Linked DNA regions of Homo sapiens: region 2 is linked to region 1. The links are chromatin contacts, found by Hi-C or POLR2A ChIA-PET in ENCODE. All regions are on one chromosome and are shown on one strand. The core of a region is the stretch at or near the end of the contact, and the rest is flanking DNA. Distances in the headings are between cores, read along the strand shown.

What was found. Hi-C counts contacts between places; a loop is a spot of excess contacts on that map. ChIA-PET counts read pairs that join two places held with the same protein, here RNA polymerase II (POLR2A). Pooled maps may share reads with other maps.
Region 2: a map of CD8-positive, alpha-beta T cell shows a loop between it and region 1 (5-fold over the local background). The contact joins the promoter of UBXN2A here to the promoter of ITSN2 in region 1. A Hi-C loop is called at or near these places in 2 of 168 maps with a recorded cell type or tissue (CD4-positive, alpha-beta T cell and CD8-positive, alpha-beta T cell) and 8 of 50 pooled maps. POLR2A ChIA-PET finds 5 or more read pairs at or near these places in 1 of 52 experiments (GM12878).

What each region holds. Positions count from the first base shown.
Region 1 is chr2:24,357,074-24,364,104 of GRCh38, forward strand. ITSN2 (intersectin 2) reads right to left here and starts at 3,463. Exons shown (of 40, transcript NM_006277.3): 1 at 3,231-3,463. RefSeq lists silencers at 2,877-3,276, 3,287-3,336, 3,347-3,646 and an enhancer at 3,747-3,896.
Region 2 is chr2:23,937,899-23,944,929 of GRCh38, forward strand. It overlaps UBXN2A (UBX domain protein 2A), which reads left to right and starts at 2,565. Exons shown (of 7, transcript NM_181713.4): 1 at 2,565-2,750. It also overlaps the pseudogene SDHCP3. RefSeq lists silencers at 2,375-2,570, 2,432-2,531, 2,592-3,071 and an enhancer at 3,202-3,311.

The DNA of each region.
Region 1 (7,031 bases), core at 2,213-4,712:
CTCAAGGATCTAGAACCAGAAATATCATTTGACCCAGCAATCTCATTAATGGGTATATACCCAAAGGAATAGAAATCATTCTACTCTAAAGACACATGCACACGTATGTTTACTACAGCACTATTTACAATAGCAAAGACACCAAACCAACCCAAATGCCCGTCAATGATAGACTGGATAAAGAAAATGTGATATACATACACCATGGAATACTATGCAGCCATAAAAAGGAATGAGATCATGTCCTTTGCAGGGACATGGACGAAACTGGAAGCCATCATCCTCAGCAAACTAACACAGGAACAGAAAATCAAACACCCTATGTTCTCACTCATAAGTGGGAGTTGAACATTGAGAACACATGGACACAGAGGGGAACAACACACACCAGGACCTGTTGTGGGGGGGCAATGAGGGAAGGGGACTTAGAGGACGGGTGAATAGGTGCAGCAAACCACCACGGTGCACGTATACCTATGTAACAAACCTGTACGTTCTGCACATATATCCTGTTTTTTTTGTAAGAAATAAAAAAAAATCGGCACACAAGAAAGTCTGCCTTTCTTCAAAAACAGTTTTTTCACAAATTTTTTCCATAAATAAAAAAGGTACTAAAAAAACTTGAATCCAAAAAAAGAAAAAGAAAATGCACCGTTAGATGGTAATAAATATATCACATTTTTGGTAATGTAACTCGTTTATTCTGAATCATTTCTGGAACTTGTTAATATAAATGTTTTACAAGTAAATACAATATGTAAAAATGCTACTTAATGGACTAATATGTACTTTCACTCATTCACTAAACACATATTTTTTACTGAATGCCCATATAACTTTTTTTTTCTTTTTTTTGTTTGAGACGGAGTCTCACTCTGTCGCCTAGGCTGGAGTGCAGTGGTGCGATCTCGGTTCACTGCAACCTCCGCCTCCCGGGTTCAACGATTCTCCTGCCTCAGCCTCCTGAGTACCTGGGACTACAGGCGCACGCCACCATGCCAGGCTAATTTTTTGTATTTTTTAGTAGAGACAGGATTTCACCTTATTGGTCAGTCTCAAACTCCTGACCTGGTGATCCGCCCTCCTCGGCCTCCCAAAGTGCTGGGATTACAGGCATGAGCCAGGGCACCCGGCACATAGATAACTCTTTTTTAAATGTATGAACCAAGATGACTCTACCAGATAAGGCACAGGTGCTGCAGTTAAAAGGATCTTGGTTTGAAACCTGGCTATTGTACTTACTAGCTCAGAGACCTAAAGTAGTCAAACTTCAGGTTAACATTTCACTTACCTTTTTGATGGGAAGATAATAATTACTCCTAGGGCCTTAGTGAGCTTTAAATGATTATGTAAAACACTTAGCATAGAGTCTAACATGCAGTTACGTGCTCGATAAATGACAACCATGGTAAACATATTTTATACTGAAGAAAGTATAGTTGAAGGAGACAGCCAATATGTGACCCTTTTGTCTTACTAAAGATGGAAATTTGTGAAACTCTACATTAAAACTAAAAATCCTAAGGTTACATGATTTTCTACTTTTTAAAAAAGATATACTAACTACATAAGGTTAAAGGATTTTTTAAAATAAGAAAGAAAAAAAGAAAAGCTTCTTGAAAGCTGCTGAGTTTGGGTGATGGGTACATGCTATTTTTGTGAAAATACAAATTTTTTAACACTATTAATCCAATCCCCAAAACATGCCTAACACACCTCCTCATATTCAGGAGAGATCAAGATTTTAGCCTTGAGATGTACCGAACAATGGTAACTCCCTGCTTAGTAATTCTGTACAGGTCAAGTTTTCTTGGACGAGTTTACCTTTCATTACAAAGGTGGGCACAGGGAATAGTTATCAATGCATGGAAGGGTGAAAAAATGCAAGCTTTTCAACTGCTTATTAATATTACATCAAAATAGCAGCAATGCACATTTTTTCCACGTTTTCAAAAACATAAAATACATCCACTTTATTTACTTTTGAAATTACAAGAGAGTCACAGGCACAGCCAAAAAAAGCTAAAGGAAAACACATCAGAGTTGTCAGTATCTTTAAATTTGGAAGGACGTCATTATTAATTCGCGTAAATGTTTTATGCGATGTTTCTAGGTAGCTTTTAGGTTTTATCACTGATTAACAATATAGCAAACCAGCACAGGGAGAGAGGCAATTTTTCGAAACGCTTAAGAAGCTTTAAACTACAAGAGCTATGCTACCTAAACTGAGCTCACTAACAACGTAAAATTTCAAGTCACACCTTGCCTATTTCTGAGTAAGCAAGCAAACACTAGTGAGACAAACTAGAAGCATGGAGCAAAGCAAGTCATTTCTATGCTAACCTTAATTCCTATCGTAAAGGGGTTGGCTCCATCAAAAAATATTCCTATTTCAGTATTAACACAAGTTTCAAATAAAGCACACTTGCCATTGGTAATTCTAGAGCGACAAGGCGCATAATTAATAAATCCAAACGGAGCATCTTTCTATAGAATACAAAGCCATCTGCAGTTTCAGCCTCGGTTTACCCACTCACTATGCATATGCAGACGTCTTTAAAAATAAATAAATAAATACACAAATAAACTTTATCTGGCCTGAGAGATTACATCTCTCGGTGCTTCCTGTATATTCTGGAAGTCAATAACGCTGAAGGTAAATTTAACATTTCCAACTCCGGAGGAACGCGAGCGGTAGACGCCAAGCATCCGCCCACTGTCCTCTCGTGACTCGGGCTACTTTGACGCACCGGGATGCGGCTCACCTGACATTCGGCACCAACCCTTGCCAGGAAGGAAAACCAACTCCGCGAAAATAAAATGGGTCCCCGAGGAGGCGTGCGGGTGCCCCCAGAGCTCTCTTCTGCTCACACCCCGAAAGCGAGGGGGCCACGCCACCCCCGACCCTCGCCGGCGTCCGCCACCTGCCAGACGAGGCCGCGGCCAGGGACCCGGGCTCGGCCGCAAGGAAGGGGCAGCCCAGCCCAGGCCCCCTCGGCGTCTGTCCCGGCCCGGCAGCAGAGGAAGGAACCCGGGGCCGGAGGTTTCCGCCCCGCACGGCCGAGCCCGCCAGGGGCCTAGCTCGGGGGCCGCCCGTACTCCCGAGGACCCGTCCCCATCGTGCGGAGCGCACAGCCGCCTCAGCCCGACCCGCAGAGCCTCCGGGCAGCGGGCGCGGCGCCCGCACCTGCCCCGCGCCTTGCTGCAGCCCCGCTAGCGGCTTCACCCACCTGGCGCCCTCGCCGCGCCTCCCGCTCGTCACAGCGCGACTCCGCGTCCCTCAGCACCGGCAGCCTGGGCGCGGGCAGGCGCGGGGAGACCCTGCTCTGCCGCCGTCGCCGCCACTGCAGCTGGCTTGGTCGTCAGGCCGCCGCCCGCGAACCTGTTGCGTAGCCTGTCACAGCCGCTCAGGGCTCCGCCGGCGCCGCCTCAGCCCCACAACAACATGGCGGCCGCGGCCTCCGCAGGAAGCCGGGGGGCGGGGAGGTAGGCGCCGGGCCGGGCAGCTGACGGCCCGCCCGCTGCCGGGCACCGACTCCCCACCCTCCGGAGCCCGAAACTGCCCGGGCGTGGCTCCTCGCCCCAGGAGTTCCGGGGCATTGAACCCTGAAGGTCTGCTCCGAGTCGGTCGGGTCCGAAGCGCTCCTCTCTGCCCTCGGGGAGGCCCCGAAGCCCCAGACCTGGCAGCCCTTCCTGGAGTTGCACAGACCCACCTGGCTCCTCCTCCCCGAGGTAACATGCTGAGCTTGGGTGGTGCTTTTCCTGCCACGGCAGACGCCGGGGTTTTGGAAAGTCCCAAGCAGTGCCTGCCACATCCCTGTTGCACCCACCACGGGGTTCTCCCTGGAACCTTCTCACTCGCCGAAGTTTTCTCCACTGATCTGGGGGAACGAATTCTCTGGGAATTGGGGGGTGGAAGGTGGGAAGGAGGTTGATCCCACCCTTGCCCATGGGTCTGTTACAGGCCTCTTGAACCCTTCTCAGGGACCTGGAGGACTTAACCATACCCTCGGTCATCCATTCACCATTCCTCGCCCTCCTCCATAACACACGCGGAGCGCCCACGAGGAGCACCCTCTACGCTAGTCACACTCCGCCGAGCAGTAGGAAGACTCTGTCCCCATAGAGCATAGCACGACGAAGCTAAACTTTCCTCCCCACCCCTCGCCAAGGGACAGGCGAAGCTCCTACTCAGAATTTGTCTCTTTTCTCCCCTCCCGGTTCCTGGTCTCCTCACAAAAGACCAGACTTCAACTCAAGCCGCCACCGTATCCCAAAACCCCAAAGGTTTGCCCTTGACAAGAAGCTTCTTCAAGGGGAAAGGCTTTCTTTTGATTGGGGTGAGGGAGGAGTTAGTGTTTCCTAATGAACGTAACCAAATGTCGGCCTGGCACAGTGGCTCACGCTTGTAACCCCGGCACTTTGGGAGGCCGAGGCAGGTGGATCATCTGAGGTCAGGAGTTGGAGACCAGCCTGGCCAACATGGTGAAACCCCGCCTCTTCTAACAATACAAAAATTAGCTGGGCGTGGTGGCGGGCGCCTGTAGTCCCAGCTACTCGGAAGGCTGAGGCAGGAGAATCGCTTGAACCTGGGAGGCGGAGGTTGCAGTGAGCAGAGATTGCACCACTGTACTCCAGCCTGGGCGACAAGAGCGAAACTCTGTCTCAAAAAAAAAAAAGTAACCAAATGTAAGACTCAAGATTTTTGGATATAAGACCCAAGATTTCTTTTTTTTTTTTTTTTTTTTTTTTTTTTTTTCCTGAGACAGACTCTCACTCCGTTGCCCAGGCTGGAGTGCAGTGGCGCAACTGTGAGATCTGTGCTCACTGCAACCTCCGCCTCCCAGGTTCAAGCAATTCTCCTGCCTCAGCCTTCCAAGTACCTGGGATTACAGGCACTTGCCACCACGCCCGGCTAATTTTTGTATTTTTAGTAGACACTGGTTTCACCATGTTGGCCAGGCTGGTCTCAAACTCCTGACCTCAGGTGATCCACCCGCCTCATCCTCCCAAAGTGCTGGGATTGGCGTGAGCCACCACGCCCGGCCAAGACCCAAGATTTATTTTGGCTTTTAGAAGCAGGGTGAGGGCTGGTCTGGGGTCCAAAACTCATATCCCTTGATTTGATCTGTGTAGATCAAATAACCCCTGGCATCCTTTCATTCCTTACCTGTTGAGGCAGGTGAAGGTGAGATGGCTCCAAACCCAGGCCTATCTGAACTGGCCAGCCAGCTTAGGAGGAATTTACCAAACATCGATGATGATAAACAGGCTTTTCCCGCTCTCACACTCAGTGTTTTTCCTAACTCTTCGATTAGAACCTGACCAAGACCTGACAGACAGGTCCTGAGCTTCAGTGACACAGAGAAGCCTGACTCTTTTATCAGTCTAGGAGGCCCCTCACTTGCTGGGGACCAGCCAATCTGTCCTTATCTGCAAACAAACCACCCAGGCCAAGGATAGCAATCTTGAGCACGTGGCCTCATTCCCATTGCACCCTTCACCAGTTAACTGATATGCTCTTTTGGAGCCCATATTTGAGAGTCAAAGCCCCAGAATCCTTCACAACATAGTGCTCCAGAGAGTTGGTCTGAGAGGTAAAACCTATTTTTTATTCCTGTTAGGCACATAGCTAGTCTTCATTTTTCTCCCATCCTTTGACCAATGTCATTTGTGTTTTCGGGTTCTAGACCTGGTGCAATTTACCCTGAGTCTCCTTTCCTTCTAAAGGAGGTGCCAAATCCTTGGCAGGACAAAAATGGAATTTGTAGAAAGAGATGCTTATAAAGGAATAAAAAAAAATTTAAAGCCCCCCTAAAATAAACCAAAAAACTAACAACCTCTGCTGGAAATCAGGGTCCTGAATGCATGCCTACAGTATCCCAAGTACTAAAACAACTGTATCCCAGAGTTCCCTTCAGAACTTTGAGGCCAGTTTGTCCATCCTGTCCTACTCTATCACAGCCCAAAATGCAAGCACCTCCAGTTATCTATCTTCTCTCTCACACATACCTCCCACCCTGTGTGATTCAGGGATAAATTTGGGCAATATTAAGCATTTGGTGGTTGGATATAAGGAATGAGAAGGAGTAAAGGGTTCTTGGGTTTTTGGGTAATGGTAGTTCTATTCAACAAGATAAAGAATGGAATACAGGAGGGAAGCACAGACCTTGGAAGTGGCTGAAGAAACATTTTCCTTGCTCCTCGACTGCATCCAGATCCTAGTTTTCCACTCACATGCAAAAGCCCCTTCTCCTATGAGGCTTATAACACTAGCTACACCCATCCTCTATCCTCATCCTTATCATTTACCATCTTCCAGGGCACTCAATATATTCCTCAAGAATTTCTGCACATGGAGCAGCCAGTACTCTCCGCCCAGGACCTTCATCATCCTTAGTGTCTTTCAGTGTTCATGATTCATTTAGATGATGCAGCCGCCATCCCAGTTCCTTGACTTCCTCTTCTCATAGGGCAGCCTTGGAAGTGTGTCTATACATTTCCTCCTTAGTATTCTCCAAATCCCAGCATCTTTTCTTTACTTCTGGCACCAGCTGGAAATCAAATACCTGGAGGAGCTAAGTCCTACCATGTTACATTTCTCTTCCTCTAGTTCTGCCACAGTCTAGGCAAGATTCTTAGACTTGTTCCTGGTGACCTAGCTTTTACCCTGGGAGCGTTTAGTCTCTATCTGTTTTCTTTTCCATGTATTATTGATCCTTCTCCTCAACCATATGTATCTTATGTTCTATCAATCTCCCCTTAAGTTAGTTTTCAAAGATTCCATCCTGTACCCCATTTCTACCATGTTTACCCCCAAAACAAACCTGCAGTGTAAGAAGAGTATAGAATAGGTAGAAGCAACAGTTCTAGAGTCCAGGCATCCCATAAGATAAATACCATTATCATATAGAGTAGAAAGACTGAGAACCTGGAGCTCATATTTCATGTTATAGTTTTACCTTCAAAACAATGCTGTAACTTTGGGGGTTTTTTATTTGTTTTTGTTTTGTTTTTTTTAGGATGGAGTT
Region 2 (7,031 bases), core at 1,315-3,814, 420 kb before region 1:
CATAGCCTTGCTCCCGGGCTACAAACCTGGACAGCATGTTACTGTATTGAATACTGTAGACAATTGTAACATGATGGTATTTGTGTATCTAAACATAGAAAAGATACAGTAAAAATATGGCCTTATAATCTTATGTGACCACCATCACATATGCTGTAAGTCATGGACCGAAAGGTTGTTATGTGGCGCACGACTATAAATGCAAAAATATTCATGCTTAAGGATTTGAAGACTTTATATATAAAGTGAGTCATCGCACCAGTATTGTTAAGATATCAATACTCCGGCTGGGTGTGTTGGCTCACACCTGTAATACCGGCACTTTGGGAGGCCGAGGCGGGTGGATCATCTAAGGTCGGGAGTTCAAGACCAGCCTGACCAACATGGTGAAACCCTGTCTCTACTAAAAATACAAAAATTAGCTGGGCATGGTGGTGCATGCCTATAATCCCAGCTACTTGGGAGGCTGAGGCAGGAGAATCACTAGAACCTGGGAGGCGGAGGTTATAGTGAGCCGAGATCATGCCATTGCACTCCAGCCTGGGCAACAAGAGCAAAACTCCATCTCAAAAAAAAAATTGAAGGTATCAATACTCCTCAAATTGATCTACCAATTCAAAGCAATCCCTGTCAAAATCCCAGTGGCCCCCCCCTCCCTTTTTTTTTTTTTTTAACAGCAATGGAAAAGCTGAGCTAAAATTCATACAGAACTGCAAGCGACAAAACAATCTTGAAAAAGAGGAGCAAAGTTGGAGGACTCAAACTTCCTGATTTCTATACAGCTACTATACAGCTGTATACAGCTACTATACAGCTACAGTAATCAAAATAGTATGGTACTAGCATAAAGATAAGATACATAATCAATGGAATAGAATTGAGAGTACAGAAATAAATTTATACATCCATGGTCAATTGATTTTTGACAAGGGAAGAATCCTCTCTTCATTAAATGGTGCTGGGACCAAAAAATCGGAAGAGCTCTCACAGAATGGTCAAAGAAAAGTCTCTTTGCCTAATGGGATCAATTTAACTCCTTATTGTGCTTCAACAGACACGGTCTCATGAGCAGTGAGATTTGAACTCACCACAGGCTCCCAAAATCACTGAACAGGAGATGAGGGAGGTGGTGGTGGGGGGAACGGCATGGGCCTGTAGGTGAGGATCAATCTCAATCTGAGTCCCCGCACTAAAGACTTACAAATAAATCCCGATTTAGGCAAACCGAGACTTTATTCGGAAAGGATTATTGCAACAGGGGGGAAAAGGACTATTGCAATAAGGGTGGAGAACTATTGCAATAGGAAGAAGGACTGTTGCAATTGGGAGAATGCTGGACTATAAAATAAAAAACAAATCTGGATATACGTAAGGAGAGAGTTCAGTGGAAGAGATCCAAGAAAAGGGAAAGAAACTATTGCAACTGAGAGTGGGGATTGGGGGAGGCTACAGCAACCGGGAGAACTCTCCAACCATGAGATCTGCAGCGATCTCCTGGGTCAGGCAGAAAAGGGCTTTCCTTTTACAGAGATGAGTGAACAGGGCTAGAAAGACCCGGGTGTGGGGAAGTGGGGAGAAGACTGGAGGTGGCAGCGATGAGACTATACAGAGACTGTTTCCCTGGGGTCCGTCTATTTTCAGGCGGTGGATGAGGAGGGCTGCTCGCTGGCTGCGGCTGAGGCTCGGTCACCGTGTAGAGAGGCCCAGGGAGAGCTGCTTCACTCAAGTCCTGTCAAGTCAAGGCAGCCGGGATTTGTCCACATCGTGAGTACAGGCAGGTCAGCTAACTATTTGCGAGGCGAAGAACTGGAATTTAGAGGGTCTGGGCCTGACCTTGTCACAGCTAACGACGGGGGCATCCTTGAGTCCTGACAAAGTCACATGCGGAAGGGCGGTTGCGTGTAGTAAGTCCTTTTAGGAACACAAAGGGGCCGGGCGCGGTGGCTCACGCCTGTAATCCCAGCACATTGGGAGACCAAGGCGGGCGGATCACCTGAGGTCAGGAGTTCAAGACCAGCCTGGCCAACATGGTGAAACCCCGTCTCTACTAAAAATACAAAAATTAGCCGGGCGTGCTGGCAGGCGCCTGTAATCCCAGCTACTCCGGAGGCTGAGGCAGGAGAATCGCTCGAATCCGGGAGGCGGAGGTTGCGGTGAGCCAAGATCGCGCCATTGTATTCCAACCTGGGGGACAAGAGCGAGATTTAGTCTCAAAAAAAAAAAAAAAAAAAGGTGGGTGGGGGTTTCTTCAACTTCGTTGTCCACAGGGCTCAGGTCAAGTTCAACATTGTCAGAATGCAGGGATGTCTCTCCATGGTTTCTGAGGCTGAGGAGGTACCCAGGTAAGCACACTCTGGGTTCTCTGGTGAGCACACACCGAGCTGCCTGCATCTCCCCTACCCATGAAGGCAGCTAGCCGCCGGGCCAGTGGTGGGAAGGGGAGGCGGCCATTAGCGCCGTTCCCGCCGGGACTTGAAGCGCCCGGCCGCGGCAAGCCCCGCCCTCGGCGCGCCCCCGCGTCCGCGCGCGCTCCTCGGGTCTGCGCGGAGCCGGCGTCGGCGCGCGCTTGGGCGCCTGGCGAAGACCGAGAGAGGCTGGCGGGATCTCAGCGGCGCGGCCGCGGAACCTGAGGCGGTCTGGGGCGGCGGCGCTCCGGCTCTGAAGGGCTCCAGCCAAACGGAGCCCGCGGCCAAACGGTGCCTGCGGTGCCTGAGCTGAGTGAGGCCGAGGCCGGGAGGCCGTGCCCGGAGGTGAGCGTCCCGGGGCCGCGCCGCGTCCGGCGGGGTGAGGGCGGGGCGGGGCGGTCGCCTGCCGGCTGGGGCCGAGGGGTCGCGGCCTGTGGCTTGGCCGCCGCGGATCGTCGGTGTCGGGGGGAGTCTCGCTCCGGAGGGCCGCGTGTTTGCGACTCGGGAAGGGGCGCCGGCGGCGGAGCCCGAGCCAGGGTCCCGCCCAGCCCAGGTGAGCGGCGACCCCGAGCCCCTGACTCGCCTGCGGCTTGACTTGCGAGCTAGCTGAAGGCACAGCTCCTGGTTCTCTCGCAGGGCGTTCCGAAACTTACAGTTATGCGCAACACAATGTTTCTATTTTCAAAGGCGAACGCTGCACGATCGCAGTCCAGTGATACAAAGTATGCCTATTAGTGACTTCACCCGACTCCCACCACTCACTTTCTCTGATGTTTTGAAGGCCTGGTGTTCGCTGATTTCACGTTTCCTTAATTTCTTCTTTGTGCCTTTTTTTTTTCCTTTTCGCTGCCAGTAATAAAAGAGTTTATTACTTGTCAGCAATGATGAATGTTCGTGTGGCATCCAGCGTTGAGTTCCTATGTACGTAATTTGAGATAAGTAAAGATAGGAAACTGCTGATTTGTTTTGATGCGAATGCAGAAAATAATGTGGTAGTATGAAGTCTGGCCGGTTGCAGTTTGTTTTTAGGGGGGAAACTTTAAAAGTTCATGTTGTGTCTTCTTTCTAAATATGCTGAAAGTCGGATTTATTTAAAAGGCAATTAAATTCAGTGAATACAGAGTATCTTTTTATAACACTAATGTTAGTGCTAGGCACTGGCGGAGTCCAAAAATGTGTAAAAAATGTGTGCAGGAGGGAGTGGTTAAGCACACTAATGATATGAGGCTGACTGCAGTCCAGTGTTAATGGAAGCTCACACTTACTGAGCAGTTGTTTTCAGCTGGGCACTGTGGAGGGTACTTTACTTGCATTTTAATTTAATAATGTATAATAATTAGCATACACTTGATTTAATTTTTTTCATTCAAAAAAATTTTAGTACCTACTGTGTACTGAATGCTAAGGATACAATAGTGACAATTACAGACTCTGCCTTTAGACTCTACAGTGTCATTGGGCAAAACAGATATTAAGCAAATAATCAGGGCCCGGAGCGATGGCTCACGCCTGTAATCCCAGCACTTTGAAAGGCTGAGGTGGGCAGATCACCTGAGGTCAGCAGTTCTAGACCAGCCTGGCTAACATGGTGAAACCCCGTCTCTCTCTACTAAAAATACAGAAATTAGCTGGGCGTGATGGGGGGCGTCTGTAATCCCAGCTACTCAGAAAAACTGAGGCAGGAGAATAGCTTGAGCCGGCGAGAGGTAGAGGTTGCAGTGAGCCAAGATGGTGCCACTGCACTCCAGCCTGGGTGACAGAGCGGGACTCCATCTCAAAAAGTAAAATAAAATAAATAATCACACAAATAAATGCCAATAAGCAAAGACAGAGGCTAAAATAAAGAATGTAAGTTGTTTGTGAGAGAAGGTAACAGGGGGACTTATCCAAGCTGGGAAAGTTTTCCTAGGAAAGTAATCTTTGAGCTTAGATATTAGGGATAAATAGGAATTAGGGGAAGATGACTCCCAAAGGAGAGAAGAAAGGCTCAGGCAAAGGAAATAGATGGCGCGGAGGCTAGGGAAGATGGTCATTTCAGGAACTTCAGCAGTTGTTGTGTGGAAAGCAAAAGGGTGCTGTGATAAAGTAGGTTAGGGCCAAAGAGATGATGCAGGGCTTTTTTTTTTTTTTTTTTTTTTGTTACAGAGTCTCGCTCTGTCACCCAGGCTGGAGTGCAGCGGCACGATCTTGGCTCACTGCAATCTCTTCCGGATTCAAGCGATTCTCCTGCCTCAGCCTCCCGAGTAGCTGGGACTATAATGCGCGCCACCATGCCCGGCTAATTTTTGTATTTTTAGTAGAGATGGAGTTTCACTGTGTTGGTCAGACTGGTCTCAAAATCCTGACCTCTGGTGATCCACCCACCTCGGCCTCCCAGAGTGCTGGGATTACAGACGTGAGCCACCGTGCCCGGCTGATGCAGGGCCTTTTAAGCAATGTTAAGGATTTGGGACCAGCTTTTTCTGTTTCTTTTTCTTTTTTAAACTTTTATAGAAAACTTTTCAAACCACTCAAATGTAGGGAGAGAACAGTACAATGAACTCTCCCGTAATATTACCCAAATGACTTGGATGTTATTTTAACAGTAATAGGAAGTCGTTTAAAGGTTTACCTCCGTCAGAAAAAAAAAAAGTTTAAAGCAAGGTAAGTCTTACTACAAACAACTTTTTTTTTTTTTTGAGACGGAGTCTCGCACAGGCAGGAGTGCTGTGGTGCAATCTCCGCTCACTGCAACCTCTGCCTCCCGGGTTCAAACGATTCTCCTGCCTCAGCCTCCCGAGTAGCTGGGATTACAGGCATGCGCCACCATGCCTGGCTAGTTTTTTGTATTTTTGGTAGAGACGGGGTTTCACTGTGTTGGCCAGGCTGGTCTCGAACTCCAGACCTTCTGATCTGCCCACTTCAGCCTCCCAAAGTGCTGGAATTACAGGCGTGAGCCACCGTGCCTGGCCAACTTTTTATTTCAAAAAGTCGTCCTGACTGCTGTGTAGAAACTGGATTGGATGGGGACAAGAATGGAAATGAGGAGACCACCTAGAGTTGATGGTGGTTGGGACTAGAATTGTGGCAATGAAGGCATTGAAAATTTAAGAGTACCTAACTGATCTCTTCTCATGTTAATAATTTTATATTCACACCTATTGGAGGAATCATGGAAGGTTTTCTAAAGGAGATTGTATGTATGTATGTTTTTATTTATTTGAGATAGAGTTTTGTTCTTGCCACCCAGGTTGGAGTGCAATGACCCAATCTTGGCTCATGGCAACTTCTGCCTCCTGGGTTCAAGCAATTCTCCTGCCTCAGCCTCCCAAGTAGTTGGGATTACAGGTATGCACCACCACACCCAGCTAATTTTGTATTTTTAGTAGAGAGAGACAGGGTTTCACCATGTCGGTCAGGCTGGTCTCGAACTCCTGACCTCAGGTAATCTGCCCGTCTTGGCCTCCCAAAGTGCTGGGATTACAGGCTTAAACCACCGTGCCCAGCTAAAGGAGATTATATTTAAAATGAGCTTTGCATTTCCGTCCAGACCAGAACCCAAGATGGCTGCACTCTTGCTGAGACATGTTGGAGTGGTCATTGCCTCCGAGCGCACTTTAGCCCTCAGCTTTGTATCAGAAATGCTGTTCCTTTGGGAATCATGGCCAAAGAAGAGATGGAATGGTTCTGGAATAAGAACACAGGTTCAAACCGTCCCGTATCTCCCCACGTCACTATCTAGAGTTGGTGTCTTCCTATGTCGATGTCCATCTGCCACCATGGCTCTGGTATTGCTTTGAGCACAGGGGTCTCTTTTTGGCATGTCAGCCCTGTTACTCCCAGGAAAGTTTAAGTCTTACTTGGAACTCATTGGTCCCTGTGTCTGGGGCCAGCACTGATGGACACAACTAAGTTTGCACTCGTCTTCCCTCTCATGTATCATACCTGGAATGGGATCCAACACTTGATGTGGGACCTAGGAAAAGGCCTGAAGATTCCCCAGCTATACCAGTCTGGAGTGGTTGTCCTGGTTCTTACTGTGTTATTTGTAGGGCTGGCAGCTGTGTGAAGAACTGAGGTGACCAGCATCATCTTCCTACACATTATTGTATTCACCCATCTTTCAGTTTGTCAGTCTTATCTCCACCCTGGGAAAAGTTCTCCTTATTTGTTTAGATTCTTTTGCGCTTTCAGATCCCCTTGGAACAGTACAGTACCTTGTAGACCGTAATGGTGGAAAAGGGTCTAGTTTTCCCCTTGTTTCTAAAGATGGGGTGGCTGCAAAAACTCCCCTTTTTTTGCCCACAGCTTGCCTAATCTGGGCCTAGAAGCAGTTATTCTCTCTCCATATTGGGCTTTGATTTGTGCTGAAGGTCAGCTTTTGGCTCCTCCTTCCTGGGATATTGGAAACAATGCCAGCTCTGTGGCTTCTGCCCTGGGGACTGGGGGTGAGGCTTTGGGCACCACTGCCTGTGAGTTGCTGGCTTAAAGGACAGTTCTGTTCATTGGTGAGAGCCAGGCCATTAACACCTACGCAGTGTTACTGAAAGAAGAGAGGTGGGAGTGGAGCAGAATTAGTCTGTCCCAGCTAGAGAGAGCTAAAGAGGACTAGTTAGTTCTTGGAGCAGCTGCTTTGAGGAGAAAATA